Linked DNA regions of Mus musculus: all the other regions are linked to region 1. The links are chromatin loops, found by intact Hi-C in ENCODE. Cell type or tissue: gastrocnemius. All regions are shown on one strand. Region 1 has its middle 14 kb from the start of Gm35249. Region 2 has its middle 2.5 kb from the start of Hmx3. Region 3 has its middle 9.2 kb from the start of Gm35147. Region 4 has its middle 65 kb from the start of Gm34725. Region 5 has its middle 72 kb from the start of Cpxm2.

Region 1 (5,000 bases):
ATTTTGCTGAAAGGACCCTGATATAGCTGTCTCTTGTGAGGCTATGCCAGTGCCTGCAAACAAAGAAGTGGATGCTCACAGTCATCTATTGGATGGAACACAGGGCCCCCGATGGAGGAGCTAGAGAAAGTACCCAAGGAGCTGAAGGGGTCTGCAACCCTAAAGGTGGAACAACAATACGAACTAACCAGTACCCCCCAGAGCTCATGTCTCTAGCTGCATATGTAGCAGAAGATGGCCTAGTCGGCCATCATTGGGAAGAGAGGCCCCTTGATCTGGCAAGCTTTTTTTTTCCTAATCCCCTGATGCTAACGGAAGGAGTTTATTACCAGAAGCCATTGGGTTTTGGCCTTTGAATTGCAAAGAGTTGTAGACAGAAGATTGGCAAAGATAAATAAACTTTGGCCTCACTGCTGACTCCATACCCCATCACTGCCTTTCCTTGGGACCCTTTCATGCTGGGCTAGACTCCAGCAAGGCAGGAAGTAGAAGGTGGAACATCTGGGAGGAGGAAGAATTCTGGGATAGAACCAGGCATGGATGATCTGCCCGGAAAGATGTGAGAAGATGAATGCATGGTACCTAAACAATGAAACCAGACTCATGGCAGAATGTACATTAAAATAAATGGATTATCTTAAGTATAATTCTAGTCAGAGAAGAGCCTAGCTTTATGGCCAAGGTATTTGTAAATATATTTTGAGTCTGTGTTGTATTTCCGGGAGCATGGGGCTGGGGAGGGCAACGAGAACTGGACCTAACTTCTACACCTACCCCCATCTCTTAGATACCCACTGAGGCTAAGTTTCCTCCAGAGAGGAAGGCAGAACCTCTCTCCACCTGGAATAGTACCATCACTATGCCAAAAGAACAGTCTCTTGAAGTGAGCTGGGACTCAAACAAGTGAGAGTAAGGGACCATGTCCCCGCCCCACCACACAGCCACACACAGAACCACACAGGGCCACTCGGGCTGGAGACAGGAGTCCTGGGTCACAAGCCTGGGACATAAGAGCTGAATTCCACAGCACAGATGCTGTCAGAGTACCCGCTCCATGGAGGTCAGGCCTCGGCTCCTCTGGTCAGAGCTGACTGCCTTTCACAGCCTGGCTCCTCCTCCAGACTGGCTTTGGGGGCTGCTGCAGAAATGATGTGATCTGATCCTCTTTGAGAGGTAACATACTCTGCCACTCAACCCTCATCAGAAGGAGACCAGGGGGCAGGAGCAGCAGCCCCGAGCAGGACACCTGGGATTAGAACCCAGGCCTCCAGCAGGTTCAACTGAAGCCACGCTCCTCGATGTGTCCTCCGTTCCCTGGAGGAGCCTGCTGCCCCATTTTTTTAAAGGAAGAGATTAAGGCTCCAGAGTTTGCCTGGCATGTCCAAAGCTGATGACCAGTCTCCTCCTGCCTCAGAAGCAACCCTCTCCCATCTCGCTCCTGCCAGGAAGGGAAAGAGCCCCTCCTCAGAACTCCCGCCAGGACTCTTCTCCACGTGCAGGAGTCCATGAGAACTTGAGGAGTGTCCCCTAATGAGAAGTAAAGTCCCTGACACTGACATCAAGGACACAAAAGACTCTGAACAAGCAGACCTCATAAGGCCCCCAGTTTATCAACATTAGATCACATACTTCTATCCAGTCACAGTCTGTTTTGTTCTCACAGGATAAAACCACAGCTTAAAAAAAAAAAAAAAAAAACAAATGCAGAGGTTTACCATTTCTTCCATTCTTCATTTCCTTTAAAGGCTCCTAGGCGTCATAAAATTTCTATTAGATAAATGTGTATGCTTTTCTCTTTGTTAATCATTTTGTTGCAGAGGCCTCAGCCATGACCACAGGGTGGATGAGAAAAGGTATTTCTTTTCTCCTTCAGCGCTCACACACCCAGGGCCTCCCAGTCCTGGCTGTCTAGGTCATCACCATGTAATGGTAGATAGACAGCTGTCGACTGAGCCACATACAGAGGGAGGCCACAGTGAGGTGGCAGAGACAAAGTGCAAGAAAACCAAGTGCAACCAAAGAGCACCTTCCTACCACTCACACCATTAGCCCTAGCCTTCATTTTCCACGCTGCAAGCCCTTTCCATAGGCTTAGGGCGCCCTCTATTCCCTCCTAGAGAATGCACAGGTGATAGTCGCCCCCAGGGAAGTGGCCCGGGCTAGGTTACCAGGTCTTCTGAACGGGGCAAGAGGATGGGCACCGATAAGGTGCACTGGGCGACAAGTGGGTGAACATGATTCACACCCCTTAACCAGTCAAAAGACCGGGGACCCAGAGCACATAAGGGAGAACCCAGACCTGAACAGTCACGGCGCCGCAGAGGGAATTGTTTCTGCATTTTTTTCAACTGTTTTCAAAGTGTGCGTTCAGTCTGCACACTAACAACCAAGTTTTATGAAAGTACAGAAGTCTGCAGCCAAGAAGATTTGCAACCAAGGAACAGCAAAGGACAGCGAGCCCTGGAAGAAAACAGTTTAACACCACCCCTGAAACACCACCCCATCCCCTGCACCCATTGGCTCCTGGTCTCAGTGCTGATTCCCTGGCCTGCGCGCACGCGCGTCGCGGCTGAAACCTGAGCAATGCTTTGCCGGCAGTGCCCCCTGCTGTCCAAATACGTCTTCGGCCTCCTCTACCAGTGCTTAGCTCTAAGTCTGACTCAAGACATCCCTAACTACTCTACAGAACTCGAAGGTCCCTCTCCGCAGAAACGGACCATTTTTCCCCCCGGGAAAACTGACTTCAAAGGAGACTAAGTCATCAAGGGAATCTAAAAACCCAAGATGGGAAGTGGAAATGTCACTGAAGATGGTGGGTGTTTTCTGGCAGGTTCCTCCAAGAAACCTACCAGGGTCTCAGTCTGGCTCCTTTGTGGGTTCATAAGGTGTGTAGGGACCAGCTGGCCGTGGTTCCCATTAACTAAGAGCTCAGACTCATAGGGCATCCGACTCCACTTTAAAAAACAGTGGGCAGCGTGAGCGAAGGAAAGTGGGCCTAATTCGCCTGCTTTCATAAAGAATAGACAAGAGTGAGCTGGCCTGAGGTCAGCCTAGCTCAAAACAAAACTGAAGCTGGCCTCGATATTCATAGTCATCAAGGCACCCGGGCAGGCTCCTTACCACAGCTGTGTGCCCTCATGCTCACAAGTTCTGTCTGGGCCTGTACACTCCAAAAGAACAAACCTGGGGCACACAGACAGGGCTGCCACAGTGTTCTCTAGGAAAAACTTGGGAGTTTATGCACTGTGTGCATACACATCTTGAAGTCAGTTCCATTGTGTTACTATAAAATACAAGGCTTAGAACCCAGGAACCATAAATTAGTAGTTAAGGCAAACCAGATTAGGGGCTGTTATATTAGTAACCCCTCACCTACCACCTGCTAGCCTGGGGGGATCCTACCGTGATCAGCAGGTTTCCAAGTGTGATGTCGCCAGTTTATATGACGAGCTGTCATCTAGGACAAGCTGTCATCTAGGACAAACTGTCAGTGCTTAGGCTGAACCACTTTAACCCAAGTTCTGCTCTTAGGGTTCAGATAATGACACTGTAAAACTACAGCGTTTAGGGCATGCTACTCTGCAAAAAACCTGGGTTCAGTTCCCAGCACACACAGAGGGCAACTCACAATCTCCTGTTACTCCAGGAAGACCCAACACCCTCTATTTGCCTCCTGAAGTACCGACACGCATGTGGTGCATAAACATACGCTCAGGCATACGCACATATACATATAAAATAAAAATAACTTTTCTTAGGATAAGCATGGCTGGTGTCCACCCAAGCACAGGGAGGGTGAAAACCCCTTACCTGCATTAAGAGCAGACCATAAAAAGGTGTCCACATCCCCATGAGAGGAGTCTCAGAGCTCCTCTCATGAAAGACACCAGAAGAGCATGACACAGCTACATGGACTTCCATTGCAGGCTCTCTATCTGTCATGGTCTGGAAACTCCTGCATGCAACTGTGCACACACATGTGCATACAGAGGCATGTGTGCGTGCACGCACACATACACACACACACACACACACACACACACACTTGTGATCTCTTTTATACACCTGCTCTCTTAATCTTGCTTGGTTTCTTCTGGGAAACCCTTTTCCCCTTATGTTGCCCTCCACCTAAGGTCTTATCCTTACCCACCCTGATGCAACTTATAAAGACCAGATGTTTCATGAACATTTAAAAGGAACAGGTTGAGCCAGGTGTGGTGGCGCACGCCTTTAATCCCAGCACTTGAGAGGCAGAGGCAGGTGGATTTCTGAGTTCGAGGCCAGCCTGGTCTACATAGTGAGTTCCAGGACAGCCAGGACTACACAGAGAAACCCTGTCTCGAAAAAAACAAAAAAAAAAAAAAAAAGAAAAAAAAAAGAAAAGAAAAGAAAAGAAAAGAAAAGAAAAAAGAAAAAAAGGAACAGGTTGATGCAAAGGGGTGAGCATCCTTTGCAAGTTAATAAAAATAAAGGTTGAGGTAGGAAGCTAATAAAGCTCTGAAGCAAGCTACTCTACACTCATGGAACCATGGAAGAAGTCCTAGCATGACTTGAGTTTTTCCTCACAGGAGTAAGTTGCTATTGTGTATTTATTATTCACCACAATGGCTCCCACTGGCATTTTAAAGAATCTCTTCCCCAAACTAGAAATGAATTGAAATGCTTTTACATACACGAGGGGCATCTCAGCCATGCTCCGGAAACAAAGGGGTGGTAGTGCCAACCTCCAGCCCCAGGGACACCTAGAATGCCCTTGCCTCCTCAGAGCCTAGTCCTGCCTGCCCTGGGCATTACTGCTACCTATTTAAGTGAGTCAGGCAAATATCCTTTCCAAAACCTTGCTTTCCCCATCTGTAATTGGAGGTAACCGCACCTGTGACAAACATTAACATATTTGGAACAGTGCCTAGCACAGACTGCTTGATAAAAGCAGTTTCTCTGAACCAGTGCCAATCCTCGGGGCCAGCCAAGCAGAACTTCATAAACATTTTTTCCAATAA
Region 2 (5,000 bases), 1.0 Mb before region 1:
ATATACCAGCAAAGCACTCATACACACAAAAATAAAATAAATCTTAAAAAGTAAGAAAAGAACTCTTAGGACAGAGCAACCTGTGCATAACTGTGTGTGGGAGACTCCTGTTTTAGAAGGAAACATTTGAAGACACCAGAAGTAGGAAGATGGAGAGGATGTAGGCAGCCTACCAGGATTAGCTAACCTAGCTTTGTCAGAGAAACCAACAAGAACAGATTTTTTTGGTCTGTGGGGTCATCTTTAATCTTAGCACGTGGGAGGCAGAGGCAAGTTGGAACTCTGTGAAATCTCATTTCAGGCCAACCAGAATGACCCAGTAAGCCCCTGTCTCGAAATAAACCACCAACAAATCAATCAATCAGTCAGTCAGTCAGTCAACCAATCAGTCAATATTTTCCAAGAGTAGAGTGGATAAGAATTTACCATAAGCATAACCAGCAGTCACTGCATGTGTCCCCAAGTGTCTTCATAGCAATGTTAGGAGGCTGGGTCCTCGGGTAAGATCTACTTCCTTTTGTTGTATAATCTTGTGCCTCAGTTTCTTCACTTTCAAGTACCGCCCACCTCTCCCTGGGATAGTGGCCAGTGTGCAGTGAGGACTCAACCAGTGACTGATGCCTAAAATTAGCTCTGCACAGTGAGTTCCCTTATTCTCAGAGAAGGGTTAGTAATTTGGCCACTCTAAGGAGTTTAGTACATATATCAAGATATTTATGTCATCAAGGACTACGTGGCTGCAGTCACTCCCTAAGAGCTATACATTCCTCAAAGTCACACTCATTAGCCAAAGCAGGGGTCTTTGGTAGTATTCTAAGTAGCCCGAGGAAAGATGAGCAGGAACTTCCTGGGAGACAGGGTCAGAGTTTTCCTGGGAATCGCAGCTCTAGGCTTTTGTCCATTTTACCTACAAATCAAAAACCTGTAACTCAGGAGTGTTGGATGGCAAATCTAAGCACCAGGAACAGGACAAACCCTAGCTATTAGTTGTGAAGGCCTCCAGCATGGATCTTGCAACTTTGGCTAAACGCTTAGCTGGTCCCTACCCTTTCTGTAAGTCTGTACACTACATCTGGGGAGGACTCATCCACTCTGGCTGCAGAAGGAAGCCCCCTGCCTTGGGTAAAGTCCTAGAGAACATGTGTACACTCCCCTTTCTTGGGGAACAATCTGCTTAGCAACTTGAGTGTGTGCAAATGCACATAAGACTTTTGCGCGTGGCAGGTGTAGGACACAATTCTAAGCATGCTTTTGCCGAGGCCCATTCTTTGGGTAGACGTTTGGTGTTGATCACTAGTATTCTCCAGGCCCCCTTTGCCCTCTTGGATACTTGTCCCAAGATACAGCAGTGTGAAGATCTGACTGTGCACAGCCTGCGTGCTGAAAATCTGTGAGGCACTCTTCAGCAGTCGTGTTCCTGGAAAAGCCTTTAGTTTTTTGTAAAAATATGTAATCAAAGACCTCAGATTATCTGAGTGTGGTTGCTCATACCTGTAGTTCCAGCATTGGGGAGGCTACATACTGACTTCTGGGTAAGCCTGGGCTACAGACCAAGATCCTATGCCAAAACCCCAAACAAGCTAGATTTTCATTAAACACTTCAAAAACTGTGTTAGCTGGAGTGTTTGGGAGGAAGTTGCCAGGGTGTCTGAAGTACTCTTGTCAAGCAGACCAATCCTTTGCAGTGTGAATTGTGACTCCACCCACCCACCCACCCATCCACCCACGCACCTATCTGTTCATCCATGTACTCGCCCACCCATCACCTAAGTCAAGAATTGAGGCATTAACACAAACCTTTACTGAAACGCCTACTCACTGGCCAAGTGTGCACTGAGTTCTCAAAAGATAAATAAGGCAACTCCTCGTCTCATACAGCAGCATCCTGAAGCTCCAGCAACTGCGGTCAGGCTCCACATGAAAAGAAAAGGCTGCAAGGAGAAAACTAAAACCTGCCTTAAAGGGAGACAGAAAGCCAGAAGAGTGAAAAGCAGGAGAGAACTCTTCCAAAGGTGGCTAGACCTGCGGGAATCTGCAGGAGACGTCCCTTGGTTTCTCTCATAACTCAGTTTTTTTGTTTTTTGTTTTTTTTAAGTGCTGTTTTCTAAGGGTGGTAGGGAATATTAGGGCCTAGGCTTTTAAATTCTTAGCATAGATTCTGTGTTTTCTTCAGGTACTTCTGTAGGCTCGAGGATGCCCCATAGAGGGCGCTGTTTGCCTGGCTTTTAAGGCAGCACGGTGCTGGCAAGTGGAGGGAACAAGACTTTCTGGAGAACAAGTAAATTGCTATCCAGGCACCCGAGCTTTTTCGAACCAGAAAGGAAAGCTCAAGTCAGTGCTTCCTGATGTTGACGTCCAGCTGGAGATGCTGACACCCAGTAAAGAGACCCTTTCCTCTAGTGAATACACACACACACACACACACACACACACACACACACATGCTCACATTAGGAAAGATACATGCTGGATCGGCCCAAGTAAGCTGCCTCTTAACTCTTCTTGGGTCCACACTTCTGGGTCTAGTCCTAGAACTGAGATCGGCCAGAAGCCGTGGACCGAATGTCTTTCACGCCTGTCTTCCTGGGACAGATATGTCTTTCAGGTCTACGGACTCATAGATGGGTTTGTTGCGGGTTTTGGTTTTGGTGTGTTTGTTTGTTTGTTTTTGTTTTGTTTTGAGACACAGTGATTGAACACACGGCCTCTCTGGGTAGGCAGAGAGTAAGGTAGCACTGACTCACAACGACCACCTTTCCGAGAAGTGGAAAGTGTTTCCTCTTTCCCTAATTTAAAAGAGTCCTTGTACATCAGAACTTTAGCAAGCGTGCACACGTCTGCAGCTTCTCCCTCACCAGACCCGCACATACCCTTGGGAGCCTCCTCAGCCTAGTGGGCCGCCAGGTTTGCTGTGCGCAAGCAGTGAGCTCCGAACCGATGTCGTCTATTCAAGAAGAACGATTTCTGCTTTGGGTGGGTGGGTGGGGGTGGCCGCTGCTTGTCCCACACTGTTTGGGCGTCTTAGGTACAGCCTCCTCTCTGGACACCTTTTCTCTATAAAATCTGAGCGTATTACCAACCCTGCTTGAGCCTCGGAGCTGTGATTGGCTCCAACTCGGATTTTAGATGATGCGCCCCTGTGCATTCCAGTAAAGCCTTATACGAAATCAAAGGAATAATAGTAACCATTTATAGAAGCGCTACTTACAAGGCAATAGTAGGGTTCGTTACCGAGGGTGGATGTCAAAACTTTAAATACGACCTTCAAGACTTGGTAGAGGCGGTTCTGGTGCCTTAGGTCTGAAAAATAAAATAAACCTACTTCTCATTTGGGGACCCAAAACTGTCCAGGCTGCGCTAGGTAAGCAAGAGGAGCTTGAATTAGGCAAGACTCAACCGAAAGATAAAGAACGGGCTGAGGCGGAGGAAGTTCAGGTGTGAAGGGATTTTCATCCAGGCTGAGAACAAATTGTCATCTTTCTCGGGCCAAGGAACTATCACCAGGGGAAAGGACCCCATGGAAATCTAGAATTGAACTGATTGTCTCTCCGGCTTCCTGCTTGACCCAGGGAGCTGTTAAGGTCGAATGAGTCCAGCTATTCCTCAGAGGCCCGCCGAGATTCTCCAGGGACTTGGAGGCCCTTGGGACATGCTGCAGGTGTCGTTGCCAGGGTCACAAACGAGAAAGGTACTCTTCTGCGCCTTCGGTTCTTGGCGCCTATATTAAAGCATTAGGCAGTTCCAAATGCCACCCTTTGGGGGGAAAGTGCTGTGTTCAGATCGCAGGCTTAAAGTTGATCTTTGAGCCGCGGACACAGTCACCAAGAAAAGAGCGGTGTCCTTCGGAGTACAGTTGTCAGTGAGGAAACACCGCTACCCCGACAGTTGCACAGGGGAAGCGCGTGCACAGAGTCGCATACCCAACTCCTACTCCTGAAAGATTCAGAATCACTCATCCATTTTCAGGACCAAAGGCCAAGGCTACGCGGATTCCTAAGTCGGCAGACTCTCGACTAGACGAAGAGCGGGGAAGCTCTTTTTGGCCGCACCCTGATTAGCAGGTTTGGGGAAAGAAAGTACTGAGTTCTTTCGGGGCCGGGGAGGCGCCCTACTTCCTGGACCCGCACGGCCAAGGCTTTCCAGCCGCGTGGGGCAGCTGGCCTCTGCCAGGCCGGGAGGGGTGGGAGAGCGGCCGCTGCTAGCGCGGATAACCCGGAGGTGACCCAGGCCAGCCTGCTCTGCCCCTCCCCCTCAGGCAGACCGGACAGCAGCCAGCCCGCAGCCGAGCTGCAGGGGGTAGAGGGAGGTGCTTGCTCCAGACTGGAGCAGGTCCGTGCGCTCCGGCCCGCCGGGGGCGTCTCCTTCTTGAGGTCCCTCGCGCGCCTCCCGCTTGGTGGGAGCTCTCAGAGTGCCTCTTTAGCGAGAGCCAATATCCTTTTGTGCTAATAGGTTTGTCCTCATTTGCTGCCTAATTGGACTATATAAAGCCAATAACAGGCGGGCTCTCATAGCCCGAAGCCAAAGCGCCAAAATCCGAGGGAAGGCGAGGAGGGGGCGGTAGAGGAGGCGGCTGCGGGGCCTGGGCTCGGCTGCGCCTTGGCCGGCCTAATCCCATTTGCCATTGTACGCGCCCAATCGCCGTATACTCCCCGCATTTAACTTGGATGACATTTTGATTTCATCATTAGCATCCGGCGCCGGATTGACGCATCCCCAAGCCGGGGACCGCTCTCGCAGCCTCCTCCCGGGGAGCCGCAGCTCCTACCGGCCCCCTCGCTCCCTCGGCGCAGAGGCAGGTCCGCTCCCCGCCCCTCTGGACCCCTCCCCCCATGCGAGCCCGCCCCGGCCCGGTCCCCACCCCGCCCTCCCGCGGCTCGATTCGCGCCCGGGGCGGCCCCCGACTTTGAGCCCCGTAGTTGAGTTCCGTTTATGGTCTGATTTCCGGCCCCTAGCCTGCTCGCCCCGCCGCCCGCCGCCCGCCTGTCCCGCTCCCGCCCTCC
Region 3 (5,000 bases), 77 kb before region 1:
TAGAGAGAGAGAGAGAGAGAGGGAGAGGGAGAAACAGCAGCAAATTTGATTTAGACACCTAATTCCATTTAAAATGACTTTGGCCATAAATCTCCCACTCTCCCTGAAGCACATTTCAGTGGCATGGACATCTTGGGATGAGGAGTCCCCGCATCCTGCATCCTGCTGGCTAAGCAGGACTATATGCACACTGAAGGCACCCAGAGACCCAGACCAACATTGAGTAACGGCTCCTCCTTATGCTTGTGGAAGACCTGCCAGCAGCTGCTTACAGAGCTAGCTTCAGTCAGCCTCCTCAACAGTCCAGAGGTAGCCCTATAGCTGTGAACAACTGTGAGGCTCAGATCCCCAGAATGGCTCTCAATGCTGCATTACTGACTCTAAATAGAGTGTCTTGTTGGGTCTCGATAAGCGACAAGGAGGCATGGTGGGGGTCATTCCCTTGGACAAGATTCCAGGATGAAATCTGGACCAAGCACCCTGCCTGTGACCTGGCGTAGATATTTAGTATACTTCCTAGATCCTGGGCTTGCTGGGGCTCAAAATATGGCTAAGACCAAAGCTCCAAGCCTAGGTGGTTGGATGTGGAGCCTAGATTGGGCACTTACCAGTGGGGAGTCATCAGTCAGTTTCTGAGCCCTCAGGGGGTCCGTGCCTCACTTAAGTAGTAGATATAATAGAGCTGAATATGGCAGGGACCTGCCACTGGAATGGTCTCAGGTCATCTACTGTCCAGGACCACAGGGTCATCAGTACAGCAAGAAATGCTTTCAGAAACACATGGACTGTAATATACGTAGACACCGAAGACTCATTGGCGTCCAGACACCCTGAATGTACTGACACAAGTCACATCTTACACAAATATATTGACACCCACAGACTCAGGGACACAGACATATATACACACACATCACTTAGATATAGGCACCTCCCTTCCACACATAAAAACTCCCATACCCGATAGGCCAAGTGGAGCTTTGACACAGGTGACTGGATGTTGTCACTGCACTGCCTATAAAGCCAGGGTCAGAGTTGACATATTTAGACACCTCCTACGTCCCTGAACCCACTCTACCTCATTCACCAAGCTTACCCCAGGATCTAAGAAGTTCTTAGTCTAACACGCTTGATAACATTAGCAACGCTGGTGGTACCTTGGCTTGGGATCATGACTGGCTCCAAATGGCCCTGTATCAAAGGGCTTTGAAGAACCCACCTTGCTCCTGACACACCTTGCTCCTGACAGACACAGGGGCATGCCAGAGCCTCACTCCTACCTGCCCTGAACCACTTTCCAACAGGAAAAGCTTTGAAACTAGCGTTTAAACACCAGCCATCAGAGGCCCATCAGCTGTGGACCTCAACCCCAAGGAAACATGGCGGAACAATGGCAGAACCAAGCTACCCTTGGCTCCTCAAGGGTCCCTCCCTGCCCAGATACACCCTCCCTAAGCCCCACCCTACAAGATGATCCTGGGTCACAGCACAGCAGGCAGTTCCAAATCACTCTTGTAGCCTGTACCCCCAATTCTCTAATGCCAGATCTACAGCCCTGGGGTCTCATAGCCAGAGGAACTAAACCCTGACAGGAGGAGGCTACTGTGGGGAGGGAATCTAATCACTTAGGAGCACCAAAACATAATAGGGAACAGGGCCTTCATGCCCTCTGCTAATGTCAGAAGGTCTGGGAGTTTGTGGCCAGGCAGAGGCCTGAGATCCAGGACCCAGTAAGGCTAAGAAGAACCAGGCAAGAACCCCACTCAGCAGGAACTGCTATAAACTGTCAAAGGCAGCTCAGGGCTCTCTGGGGAGCAGTCAGCAGGGAACCTATCTGACTGAGTCCCTGTCTGGTTCCCCTCCATCCCTTCTCTCCAGATAGCATCCAATGAGAAGCTGGTCACATAGGGACATCTCTCATGCCCTTTCTTCCTCATTCTTGTGTCTAAGAGGCCATCAAGTCCCTTGGACCACTTGTCCCAGGAACTTTCCCTATAGACATTCAACTTCCACCAAAAGGTCCAGAGCAGCTGTTCTCTGAGTTATGGATCATATCTTGCAGGCCAGAAATCTAGACAAGGCAGAGCTGGACAGCTCATTGCTACCCCACAGTGTAGGGGCCCCAGTTGGTGGGACCCCAAAACTGGCATCTAGAGTCATCTAATCTGTTGCTGTCAGTGAGGGCCTTAGTGAATCCCCTGGGTATGAGTATAAGGCCTTCCTGCAGCCTGGCTCTGTCCAGCCTGCAGCCACATGGGCACAACTCTCTTTCTTTGAGTGTCAAAGTGGAGTGTCCTGATTGACCCAGGGCGTAGCCTCTGACAATTATTGCTTCTGCAGCAGTTTGTCCTGAAGGAGCTGGCCCAAATCCGAGGGGAGCAGACATCAACACTGCATCTTATTAGGAAGTGTCAAAGACTGTGTGGACATATTTCTGAGCCACCCATCAGCTCAGAGGTGCCTCAGAGGTGCCATGCAGCCTTTGCCCTCCTGACTGCTTCCTCGGGTCAGCTACTTGTCTCCCAGAAGACTTGGTCCTAGCCCAAAGGCTGGAAAAACAAACTCATGTCGATCTGTCTTCCTCCAGCCCTGTCCTTCCATGCCATCCATCACCAATAGGGAGGTTCAGAGCATCAGCAAATTAAGAAGCTCTGGAACCCACAGCCACTTACCAAAGCAGGACATAAGCTTTAACCACGGGAGGGGCAGCATTGGTTACTGTTCCTATAGCGCCCTCTGCCTCCGCCCCAGCCACATTACATACAAAATCCTCCATGCCCTCCTGCTCATGCCCTGTGTAGGCTAGTTTCCTAGCCTGAAGTACTCCTTCTTCTTTCAAAGGAACCCTAGAAAACTCATGTTCACCCTTCAAAACCCAGCTGCCATGTCACAGCCTCTGTGGTGCCAGCCTCCTATCCACGTATGAGCACAACACAGGTGTGGGTCTTAATCTTGGTGGTGTGATGGAATCTTGGTCACTGTCCTAGCTAACCCCATCCTGGCTCTCTTTGGCTCGGTTGCTTGCCTCCTTCACCTGTCCTTTCCAGTCACCTTGGATTCCAGGAGCAAAAGGACTCGTTGCAAAGCACATCTGTAGCAGGCAACTGAAACAACACCAAGCAATGGGGAACCTGCAAGACAGACTCCTCCCAAACAGGGGCAATTGTCAAAGCAGGCAAGGCTGGGCTGTGGAGCAGAAGGCATTATCTCATGACAAGTGGAGAGCCCCAACCTCAGCCCCAAGCAGTGACAGACTTCTCCAGGCCACCTTGAGACACCAGAACCAAGCAGATCCCACCGGCCAGAAATGCTTAATTCTTTGGACCTCTTGCCTGCCTGGCTCTACAAATATCCAAGGTTCATTGTTGGGCCCTACTTGGCCTCTGTTTGGGCCTTGAAGACAAACCTGAGCCTAGTTTGATTTTCGAGAACAGTCATTCACCTCCACTTGAAAATGACTCAACATGGCATAGATGAAATTGCCTCTGCCTAGCCACCACTAATGTCTAAAATTTTCATAGGCCCTGTGAAGTCACCCCATATCCTTCATCATCTCACACCTCCCCATACGTCATCTCACCCCATACCCCTATCCCCACCTCCTTGCCCTGCCTATATAAGCAAATTGCTGCCACATTAAATCGAGTCCCTGCTTCGACAAGATTCCCAGCCCGGTGTGGTTCCTCTTGGGACACCACTCACCATCCCATTCAGACCCAGAGAGACCGGCTCTCCTCGCAGCTATCTGCCAACAAAGAGCCCACAGTTCATGTCAGGGATCAGTTGACCCCTTTAATATTTGTCCCCATGTGGCCACACTGAGTAAGCCTCCTTCCTCCCTGTTTCTGGCTGTTGTGATCTCTGTAATTGGCATATTGCCATAGGTAGAAGAGTCAGCTATTGGGACCGCAGGAAGCAGGATTTTTGCTCTAAAATTTTGGTTGTAAAGGAGGGTTTATTTTTATACATGTGTATGGTTGTCTGAATGTATGTACATGCACTGCATGCATGCAGTGCCCACAGAGGCCAGGAGATGACACTGGGTCCCCTGGAACTGTAGTTACAGATGGTTGTAAGTCAACATATGGGTGCTGGGAACCAGATCCAGATCTTCTGATAAGCAATATGTTCTCTTAATTGCTGATCCATCTCTCCAGGCTCAGTTGGAAATATTTCACATATACTGGTGACAAGGTGCCAAAATGTAACAGTCTGACTCACAGCATAGGGACTGCCTTAGACATCAAAACTCTCAAATCTCCCGCAGAGGGTTCTATGTAGCTGAGGCTAAGAGGCAGTGCTATAGACCAGTGGCCCCTGCAGTGTCACACATACCAACCGCCTGAGAAACTTCCAAGGCACTACCTTTCCCCAGCTCAAGTCTATCAAATCAGAACCTATAGGAGTAAGGCCCAGCTCATAGCCTGGGTTCCTTATAAAACCTCCCCAGGGTGTTCCAGCATGCTGCTGGGGTGGAGAAAGCTGGAATGAATCCTAGCTCCCACTCAAAAGTATGACATTTGGACATAACTCAGAGCTTCCATCTAACCTTCACCCTGTAAATGACCTTTATCCCAGTGTGAGCCAGGTCACAACCCTGTGGTTTTACTGAGAATGTCACAAGAGACTCTTAGCTTCTAAAACTGTTAAGTGAATGCGGAAGATGAATAATTTAAAGATTGATTCCACGCACATAATAGATGCTCAGTAAGTACTCGCTGAATGAATTCATTAGCTAATCCATACACCTCTAATTTCGCATGACACAAATACTCCCTTCTCTCAGGAGACTGAGTTCCTTGAAGGCAGGATGGAGACCCAGACCCAAGCAAAGATAGCCAGTGCATGAGTCAATGGGTCCATGAACGACCTGTGCAATCCCTCCTGGCTATCTCTCCAGTCTCTAGGTATGCAACGGGTTTCTAGATGAAGAGAAAAAAAGCTCACACATCACGTCTGCTGGAAGGAGAGTGGCAGTACAATTTAATCACATAACTCGT
Region 4 (5,000 bases), 650 kb before region 1:
TTCCTGGCGACTGTTTCCGTGAACTTTTCGCCTCGGGACTGTGTCCAGGCTTTTGGCTCTGTCACACGGGTCACTATTGGAGTGGATGTGGCATTTCCCCATGATATACTCCTAGGCTCATCTTCTCTCTACTGTCCCACTGTCTCACTAATCCTTTAATCCCATAGTGTCATGACCATGGTATGTCAGAAACATAACCATGTTTGTGCTTTTCCACAATACCAGAATTTTTTTTTTCAGAAATTTTTGTATAAAAATAAACTCACAAGTTTTGGTGATTTTGTTGGCAACAACTTACAAAGCAGTACCACTTACCTTAGCCCTCCTCCCTTAGCCCTCCTTAGACAAACACGGGTTCTTTATTTTTAATTTATTATTGATATTAATTCTCAGATTATATATTGCACACCAAACACTAAGTCTCTCTCTCTCTCTCTCTCTCTCTCTCTCTCTCTCTCTCTCTCTCTCTCTCTCTCCCCACACACACACACACACAAATTCTACCATCTATCTATCTATCTATCTATCTATCTATCTATCATCTATCTATCTATCTATCTATCTATCTATCTATCATCTATATGTGATTTATCTATCTCTACCTGCCTATCTATCTTCTTCCTCTACATCATTTGTCTATCATCTATCTATCTATCTATCTATCTATCTATCTATCTATCTATCTATCTATTTTAGAAAATGACTACAAAGGGTTAGAGTGCAAAGAGGCTTGAGAAACAGTGAAGCCACCTTATCCAGAAGTCAGAGGCCATGGTACAGTGCCTTCTGCTTCTCCTTACAGGGAGTTCTGTGAAACCAGCTAGAAAGTCCTCCAGGACCTCGGCTGTCAGCAAGATGACCACTGAGGGGAGCCCTTGAACCATCAACCATGAATGTTATTGTCCTAGTTTCAGGTCGTAGTCCCACAGCCGCTTGGATTTGTGGCTGTCCTTACACCTGATGTCCTTGAGTTTGCCTATGATGCAGCACGTCTCCTTTCTCCAGGTGCAGGACCAGAGTGGACAACCCAAGGTAGAGGAGCTGGGCTCTGCCACACAATTCCTGTGTGACTCTGAGCAAGCCATACATTCTCTCTGGGGCTGTCTTCTTATGCCAGTCAGGATCCTTGGGAAGGGGCAAACAGAACTGGCTCTGACCAGCTGAAACTTTTTGGGGCAAATGCCAAGGATGACAGAGATGGAGCAAATCAGGAAAGAGCAGAGAGGGGCTGACAGCCAAGACCCAACAAGGTCGTCTCAACGGAGATGCCTTGCTTGTTCTCACTGCCTGGCTAGCTGCTGTCCCTGCTGAAGAACTCTGGAACAACCCTGCCCTCTTTGATCCTGCTTCTCTGAGACCCCCATCAGGGTTCCTGTCCTGGTTGAGGTTGCCTGGCTTCAGAATCTGTACATGGATGGTTCTAGAAACAAGCCAGCTCCCAGGTGGGAAGGGCTTTGGACCTGATAACTACATGGGACCAATATTTGTCACACTCCTTACCTGTGCAGTTAGCTCTAGGCTAGCCTAGCTTGAAGAGCAGCAATAGCAGCAGAAGTGAGGACAGCAATGTACCTGATGTCATGTCCTTGGTGATCCTGTAGTTCACACCACGTATCAAACATTGGCCACAGTCCCTGATGGTCATTAACTCACCAAACACTCAAGAAACTCCAAACATAAATCTGATCATGTTATGGACAAAGAAAGTGGGTGTGGTGGTCTGTTTTCTTTTACTATACTGAAATACCCAAAGCTGTGTCATGCCTAAGAAAAGAGGTTTATTTAGTCAGGGGTGTGGTGCTGGCTCACTTTTGCTTCAGCTCTGAGTGAGAACCCTACAGTGGGAAAGTAAAAGGGGAGCTGTGAATGCCCACCACAGGCTTGTGTTTGAACACTCAACCCTGGCAGATGGTGCCATTTGGGAAGGTTGTGGGGTCTTTAGGAGGTAGGGCCTTACCGGAGAAAATGTCTCAGGGGGAATGAGGTATGTATTCAGGTTTACAGTCAGGCTCAGCTTCCAGCTCCAGTTTCTGCTTCTGCTGCATAGTCTGTGGAGATGTTAGAAACCATGCCACAAGTTCCTACCAGTGTGGAACGCAGGAGCCAGCTGCTACGCCATCCCTGCTGTGAATCTATGAGCCACGTAAGTCTCTCTACCTTAAGTGGCATCTTCTCAGGTGTTTGGTCACAACATTAAGAAATGTAACTAGTGCAGAACCTCAGAGGACTTTGGGATGTCAGTGGAACTACAAACCCTCTTAGTTATCTCTAAGGGGAGATGAATTCCCCAGACTCCAGACCCTACCTCAGGAAGGTTCCATTGCCTCTTAGTGGCACTTCAATGGAGACCAAACTTCCAACACAAGCCTCTGAGTTCACACTTAGACTGCATCTATACTTAGCAGAGAGTTGAAATTATATCTCCAAGGTCATGCGCCTAGTGAGAGGCATTAGGGATAATTCCAACGCAGGCATTTGGTTCTCTTAACCCTATATTAGACTGCTACTTTGGGTACAGAGACCCTCGCTACCCCAAAACCCCACTGAAGGGCGAGCATGAGTCAGCGTGGGGCATACATACACACACACACACACACACACACACACACACACACACACACACACACATATATAGTCTCTAGGGTTTAAAATCTTTTCTGTCTGCTAAGGTGAGGCATCCTGATTTTCTGAACAAAAGAAACATCAAGAAATGTTAGACAAACACAACTGCGTCTGAGGGAGAGAAGTAACATTTCATCTTCAGACATTACACCAAGAAGTCTGTGAAATGAGAAAAGCCAACCAACATTCACTTTCAAAGCCCTTCAGGGCCTCTGACAAAAACTCCTCAGGCTTTCTGAGGAAGTTGGCAGTGGAGCGTCTTTACAAGAGATTCACCACTTGGGGGCAGACTGGGCCTTGTGGAGAATATCAAGTTTGGGCTTGAGAAGTGTCTCAGCCTAAAAAAAAAAGAAAGAAAGAAAAGCAGGCTGTTTGCAGCCTGGCCAGGATGCGTGGCTCCAGGGACCAGAACTGTATTTTTATCTGCTGCTCATTTTTAGCAATCTGGTAGAAGTCTTCTTTTTTGACACACAAAAGGAGTTGGCTGCCTTTTGCAAGAAGGAGTCCCTGTTTAGGAGAATGGTCTATGGCTGGAGCTGCTCCTCTCAAGTTTGTCACCAGAGCTGTGCCCTTAGGGAGATCACGTCCCTCTTCCTCCTCCTTGCAAGCATAGCTCTGCATTGCCTCTGGTAGGCCAAATGCCTTCCTGCTTCTCAGCTAAGCTGGACAGCTTTGTCATGGTGATAGACCCTGGGCTCCTACAGCTACCCATCATGCTTTGGGCTGGGCTGAGGACCTCCCATTTGGGCAAATGGGGATGAGTATTAGGTAACATACTCACCCTCTCATGCCTGTCCCCCCCAATAAGCTGACTGGGCCTAACATGAGGTGGATGTATGCCTGAAGATGTTCCTGGCAGGCATTTGCTCTGCTCTAGGCCATTCCTAGAACTTTGGTTCCATCTGGGGTCCAGCCCTGAGAAGGGCAAGATCTCATTTAGAGGAAGAGCTCAGCTCCCACAATGCCTCCTTCCTTCCCAGCTCTAGACCCTGGTACGTATGGGCTCCTAGTTGCCACCCACTCAGGTTCCAGTAAGGACCACAGCATGGCAGGGTGGAAAGCTGTGCTTTCCTGCCCCCCAAGCTTTGCATGAGAATCTTTCGGGTCCCTGGGGTCTGGTGAGTTGAGTGAGTGAAGTAAGGCTGTGTGCCATGTGCCTCATGGCCTAACTTACACACCTTGCTATGTGTGCCTTTCCCTCAGGGATGCAGGATTTGTTTGTTTTACCGTGGATATTCTTAGAAAGATTATAGCTGGCTCCAGTAAGGCAATAGGCCCTGGGGGAACTGCAGGGAACAGAGCAGGACTAGCATTCCATAAAGTGTCCCAGGGATGACACTACCCACAGTGGGTTGGACCATCTCATATCAACCATTAATCAAGAAAATGATCTACAGACATGTCCATGTCTGATGGAGGCAATTCCTCAGCTGAGGTTCCCTCTTTGTAAGTGACTAGTTTGTGACAAGTTGACAAAAGCTAAATAGAAGACTGTTACAAGAACCCTCAACAGGGCTCTAATATATGGACCTGGAGGCATGTCCTTCCTTCAAAGTCATCAAATGCCTACTATGGGTGGTCCCAGCCACTGCCTGTGGGAAGCTTAGAGAGCCAAGGACCTAGTACAGTTGCTATACTATGGCTTGGTCTAGAATGTAAGAGAATTGAGGGGAAGATTGTGCTGTGCTTTAAATGTTCCCCTTGCTCTTTCCACTTAAAAGAAGTACATATTAGATTCATTTGGTAAGAAGGATTCCTAAGTGAGGAAAGGCCCCACCAGACTGGTCTGTGGGAAAGTCTGTGTGGGTGGTACCACTTCTGGGCTGGTAGTCTTGAGATGCATAAGAAAGCAAGCTGAGCAAGCCATGGGGAGCAAGCCAGTAGGTAGCACTCCTCCGTGACTTCAGCTTCAGTTCCTGGGTTCCTGCTTTGAGTTCCTGTCTAGGCTTCAGTGATAGAATATGACATAGTGAGAACTCTTTGATAAAATTAACTCTTCCTTCTCCAAGCTGCTTTTGGTCACAGCATTTTATCACAGCAATAGAAACTTGACTATGACAAGGGTTTATTTTGGCTCGCAGTTTGATGGTACAGTCAGTTCATCACGGTGGGGAAAAGCATGGTGGTTTGACTGTGAGGCAGATGGTCACTCTGACTCCACAGTCAGGCATCTCAGAGAGATGAATGCTGGTACTCAGCTTGCTTTCTACTTTTTATTCAGACTGGGACCCCAGCCCATGGAATGGTGCTGCACAGTTAGAATGGCTCCTCCCACTTCTGTTAACTTTTCTGGAAACTCCCTCTTAGACATGTCCAGAAGCTTATCTCTAAGGTGATTCTTGATTCTGTTGAGTGACTTGTAGCTCACCAGTTCAGCT
Region 5 (5,000 bases), 330 kb before region 1:
TCCCAACAAAGACAGTAAGTCCCTCCCCACTTCCAAAGAAAGCATGGTCTCTATGCCTGGGGATCATTCCAGCTCCACGAGCACACATGAACACCCTTTGGAAAAATGCCAAAAGAACTCAAAACCAACCAGCACGGCTTTATCATTTATTAGTTGTCAGTGCACATGCAAAGTAATGGTCTCCTCTCTGCGTTTTCTGCGTGTTCCTCTACCTCACAACCTCCCCAGGATTTCTCTTCCATTTTCATAGCATTCTTTAAAGTTACAGGCCTCGCTTCAACTCAAAATAGGGGAAGGAAGTAGATACATTATGGAGGTAACTGGGTCCCCTGGCACTTGCTAGCAATGTTCCAGATCAAATTACAAACCCAATGTTTAAAAAGATTAAATGCATAAAAGGGAATAAAAGTATATTGAAAGAACAATATTCTATGAAAACAAAATAGTAGCCAGATATGAAAATGAACCAAATTATAGTTTGGGAACTAAAAATAATTCCTCCCCAAATCATTTAAAATTTAATAGTTTTGATAGCACAGTCGATGGTATAGACCCATAGCAGGCTTTAGTGACCTGGGAGGTAACCACATGGGATTTTATAGAGGCTGCGCAGATAGGAGGGGGAAGAAAAACTCCAAGAGGCTGACAGATGGGGAGGAGGGAGTGAGGAGAGTCATCAGGAACACAGGAGGATTCTGACCACAGTGGGGACATTCTGGGGGTGCTGGGATGTTGGGGGGCTGGGATGCTGGAGGTTGAGGGGCTGGGGGGCTTGAATGCTGGCGTTCTGGGGTGCTAGGATGCTGGGGGCCTGGGATGCTGGGGGCTAGGGTGCTTGGGTGCTGGGGAGCTGAGATGGTGGGTGCTGGGGTGCTGAGGGCTAGGGTGCTAGGATGCTGGGAGCTGGAATGCTAGGATGCTGGGTTGCTGGGGCTCTGGGGGCTTGGGAGCTGGAATGCTGGGGGCTGAGATTCTGGGGGGCTGGAGTGCTGGGATGCTGTGGGGCTGGAGTTCTGGGATGCTGGGGGCTAGGGTGCTTGGGTGCTGGGGAGCTGAGATGGTGGGTGCTGGGGGCTAGGGTGCTAGGATGCTAGGGTGCTGAGATGCTGGGATGCTGGGGTGCTGTGGGGCTAGAGGTCTGGGATGCTGGGGTGTTTTGGTGCTGGGGGGGGGGCTGGAGTACTGGGATACTAGGATGGGCACAGCCTGTCCTCTGGACACTTAGCACACTCGGGCTGCTGAGGTCCGACCTCAATGAGTCACTTCTCAGTGGATATTATGCAGGTTCCCATTAGACACTGACCTGAGCAGCCTCTACTCCAAAGGCGCATCTCTGAAGTGAAGAACCTGGACAGCTGGACAGACCCAAGGACTGAAGTCCAGGGTCACAAACTAGACCTTCTAAAAAGTGTTTAGAGTTCAGCTGGTATTCACCCAATATCCTGGCAACAGATCTGGGATCTGGTTGGGGTGGGCTTGGCTTGGCTTCTTGTGGAAACTGTGGATTCCCCTAGATCTGTACTGTTGTGGCTTCTCTAGCTCCTTTGCCCTGGAGTAGCCCAAACCCAAAGCCACCTGTAATGGTTAATCTTGATTGTCAACCTGAATGGAAACTAGATAAAGTAACTAGAGAAGTAACCAGGAGACTAGTAAAGTGTTCCTCTGGTGTGTTGTGTGTCTGTGAGAGAGTGTCTGGAGAAGGCAGATGGGAGACATGCCCTTGAAGGTGAGCAGTGCCCTCTGAAATCCCGATAGAAGGCTCAAGTAGAATGGCACAGAGGGAAGAGAGAGACCATGCTGTTCACCAGGATGCAACCCGCTCTTCTTGGCCACACCCTCCCTCCCATGCTATACTAAAACCTCTGGGTCTGCAAACCCCAGGACATACCTTCTTACGATGTTTGCATCAGGCATTCGGGCCAGTGATGAGAACGTTAACCAACACTCCAGCCCAGTCTGGCCAAGCAAACCTTGTCACTGCTGAAGGGACAGCAAAAGGTCATGGGAGGATGAACCCAAAAGCAGACAGGCAGGGAAGGACAGCCTTGCCCTGCCCCCCTGGTCATTGCAAAACAGATTGAGACCCTATTGTCAAGATGGTAGTCCTGGACTTGTGTGTCCAAACTAGGCCTGATAGATGGTGAATTAGCACCACACAGCATGGAAGGGGTGGGATGGGTGGAAGGGGACAGCATGGGGAAGGGGTGGCATGGAGGGAGTCACAGTTCCCTAGGCCTGCCTGCTGAATCCAACTCTGTTTAGGACGGGAGCTGTCTGAGGTCTGGGAGAGAGGAGTCTGAGAGTAAAGACTAAGGGGTCAGAGGTGTGGAAGCTGTTGCGTGGAACTAGGCATCCATCCAGCAGGGATGATGAATATAGAGCAGAAGGAACGTTTGGGAGAAGCAGAAAAGGGAGGGTTAGGACAGAGGCGAGGGGGTGAGAGCCTTGCTGATCTGCAGGTGGAACCTGATGCTGCCACGAGGCCTTCCCTGGCAGAGGCACAATTCCTCTGGCGCCTACAGTCATGGAGGGCTGCAGAAGGCTGGCTCATTGGGTGTCTGAAAAAGGGTTGGAAGGGGAGTGGGTCTGAGTGTGGAAGGACTGGGTAAAGGGGAGATGGAGGAGGGGGCTTCCGGCCACTACAAGATGCTTGCAGGGGTGGTGTCTTAGCCTAGCCCATTCCCGGCTGTGGTGTAGGTCAGAGATAGATAGTGGTGGATAGAGACCAGGCCAACATCTGTGCACCTTCTTCCAGCCTCACTTTCCTGGGGATGCTGTTGGCACGCTCTACAGGACTTCCTGTAAGTCTCTGCTGGGAGCAAGTCGTATGTGGAAGAATCCACGGTTACTGCTGGATCTCTTCAGAACTACTGCCCAATGACTGATTTCAGATGTGTCAAATACCCCTTTACTGAGGTTAATCCTGGCCCAGGTCAAAGGTGATCCCTACATTTAAAAGTGGCCCTCCTGTCTTGGTGGGGTTACTTGCTCAAAGACTAGTAAAGGCCTTTCTGATGCAATACCAAGGTAAACCACAAGAGAGCAGTGCAGGGCTACCTTTCAGATCTTCCTGGTTGCTAGCAGCGCTATCCCAAGGTGTTAGGGAAAGAACTGCCCACTTCTCCTCCCAGTTCCCACCCTCTCTTGCACACACTTTTGCAAAGGCATTGTAGGAGTTAGTGGATGGAGCAAGTGGGTTGTTTCCAAAGTCAACAGAGGCCCCTATGAAAACCTCTAGATTCCACCCCAATCAGAAGCGGAGAAACTGAGACTGTCCGACTCTTTCTAGGCATCCATTCTTCAAAATGCTCTGCACTGCTGTGTGTCTGGGGATGGGCCCAGCTCTTGTACAAGAAGCAAATAACCCTTGAAGTTGGCCTTGGGGTAAATAAGGAAGCAACTCTATGGAGCAAGAGTGTGGGTAGAGATAGAGAGGCTCATGAGTGAGGGGAAGCAGAGGGTGATGCGGGGATAGGAAATTTACCTAAGCTGAGCCTTTGTACGCTGCCTTTTGAACAACTGCTGGCTCGCTCATGTAGGAAATTTCCAGAATTCCATTTTGCTGACTGTGCTGTTCATGGCAGGAGTTCCCTGGATTATCTCATGTGGAGGTGGGAAGAAACAAGCAGTTGCTATGGTCACTGTTGAGAGGTTCAATGGCCTCTGTGTGGACTGGAGGGCAGTCCTGGAAGAAATCAACCCCAACCCCATTCCTCCAGCATGATTCGAACCCACAGCAACCCAAACTGCTGACCACAAGGCTCGTAAGCCAACTTAAGAACTGGCTGGCCGTGGCAACCCAGTGCGTCTTAGCCCATGTAGAGGAAGGCAGTAAGACCACTGTGACACTTCCATGAGGACAGAACCAGGTTAAAGCCAAGAGGGATCCCATGGGTTGTTCCTTGGGCTTTTGTGGGTGAATGGCATTAAAGCTGCTACCCCAACTGATCTTGGCCCTCACTACCTGCCTGGGGCTCTACCTTTAGAACTACGTGGCCGCCCAGCCCAGCCTTGGTCCGCTGGCTCGCTGGCTCCACCTGCCTCTTTAGGAATCTTTTCACAGACTCTGATTTGAGAATCTGCAGTTAGGACCGTCTCTAGGCCAACAGACCTAAGCGCAAGGCCCCCCGCTCTGCCTCTCCTAGGCTCAGGACCTCAGCTTGATGACCCTCAAACTGGAACCAGAGCACAGACAGGACCTGCCCCAAAGGTTGAGGGGGAGTCCAGTGAGAAACTCACAGGTACCCTCTCAAGGGACCTGGTGCCTACCATGTGACAGTCAGTGGTAGCATGACTGTTCTCGCCCTGTCACCACAGATGCTCCACATCTGGACTTTCCAGTGTCAGGCTTTTTACCATGTCAGGAAACATCCCACCACGATGCTCAGGACGTTTTGGCTCTCCTGGTTTTAGGCCATTCTGCAAGATGCTCCAGTTGATTTTATAGCCTCCACAATTCAATTATATCTGTTCCCAAGCCTCTTTATGCCAGTTGTTTTGGACATTATAAAAATGCTATTTAATGCTGGGCAGTGGTGGCACATGCCTTTAATCCCAGCACTTAGGAGGCAGAGGCAGGCAGATTTCCAAGTTCGAGGCCAGCCTGCTCTGCAGAGTGAGTTCCAGACTCACTCAGAGAAACTCTGTCTCGAAAAACAAAACAAAACAAAAATGCTATTTAATTAAATATTAGATAAATCAGCAGTTTTCCAAACTGGCTAGTCGCAGGAGCCTTTACAGTCTTAATTACAGTCTAACATTACTTAAGAGCACAGAATCAGCAGCAGATCTTTATGTGTCACCCTTTCTGTCTCTCTTTCTCTGTCTGCCCCCCCCCACACACACACATGAAAATAGGAAAAGAAAAAGAAAAGTGGGGAGTGATTGAGAAAGAAGCAGAAGTCAACCTTTGGGCCTCCACAGGCGTGTACATATGTGCACACATGACAGGCATGTACATATGTGAACACATGACAGGCATGTACATATGTGCACACATG

The links. Hi-C counts contacts between places; a loop is a spot of excess contacts. Peaks named below come from ENCODE experiments on the same cell type or tissue, not always from the same donor. Only the 100,000 strongest peaks of a DNase experiment are listed, where the experiment ranks them.
Region 2: it touches region 1 in a loop (4-fold over the local background); 8 of 42 quality-filtered maps call a loop at or near these places.
Region 3: it touches region 1 in a loop (5-fold over the local background); 16 of 42 quality-filtered maps call a loop at or near these places.
Region 4: it touches region 1 in a loop (9-fold over the local background); 20 of 42 quality-filtered maps call a loop at or near these places.
Region 5: a loop joins it to region 1, with 9 times the contacts of the local background. A loop is called at or near these places in 40 of 42 quality-filtered maps.

What each region holds. Positions count from the first base shown.
Region 1 is chr7:132,549,373-132,554,372 of GRCm38, forward strand. No RefSeq gene overlaps it. Among named protein-coding and RNA genes, the nearest start is that of Gm35249, 14 kb to the left of the region's middle. In gastrocnemius, CTCF peaks have their summits at 2,088 and 2,625 (motif pointing left); DNase peaks (open chromatin) are centred at 2,135, 2,573 and 4,897; H3K4me3 peaks cover 661 bases; H3K27ac peaks cover 664 bases.
Region 2 is chr7:131,537,939-131,542,938 of GRCm38, forward strand. It overlaps a transcript of Hmx3 not described here. Among named protein-coding and RNA genes, the nearest start is that of Hmx3, 2.5 kb to the right of the region's middle. In gastrocnemius, a CTCF peak has its summit at 2,195; DNase peaks (open chromatin) are centred at 2,215, 2,918, 3,614, 4,319 and 2 more places; H3K4me3 peaks cover 931 bases.
Region 3 is chr7:132,472,542-132,477,541 of GRCm38, forward strand. No RefSeq gene overlaps it. Among named protein-coding and RNA genes, the nearest start is that of Gm35147, 9.2 kb to the left of the region's middle. In gastrocnemius, a CTCF peak has its summit at 2,738; a DNase peak (open chromatin) is centred at 2,731.
Region 4 is chr7:131,896,605-131,901,604 of GRCm38, forward strand. No RefSeq gene overlaps it. Among named protein-coding and RNA genes, the nearest start is that of Gm34725, 65 kb to the right of the region's middle. In gastrocnemius, CTCF peaks have their summits at 869 and 2,891 (motif pointing right); DNase peaks (open chromatin) are centred at 882, 1,191, 2,912 and 3,259; H3K27ac peaks cover 644 bases.
Region 5 is chr7:132,223,843-132,228,842 of GRCm38, forward strand. No RefSeq gene overlaps it. Among named protein-coding and RNA genes, the nearest start is that of Cpxm2, 72 kb to the left of the region's middle. In gastrocnemius, a CTCF peak has its summit at 3,030 (motif pointing right); DNase peaks (open chromatin) are centred at 2,739 and 3,040.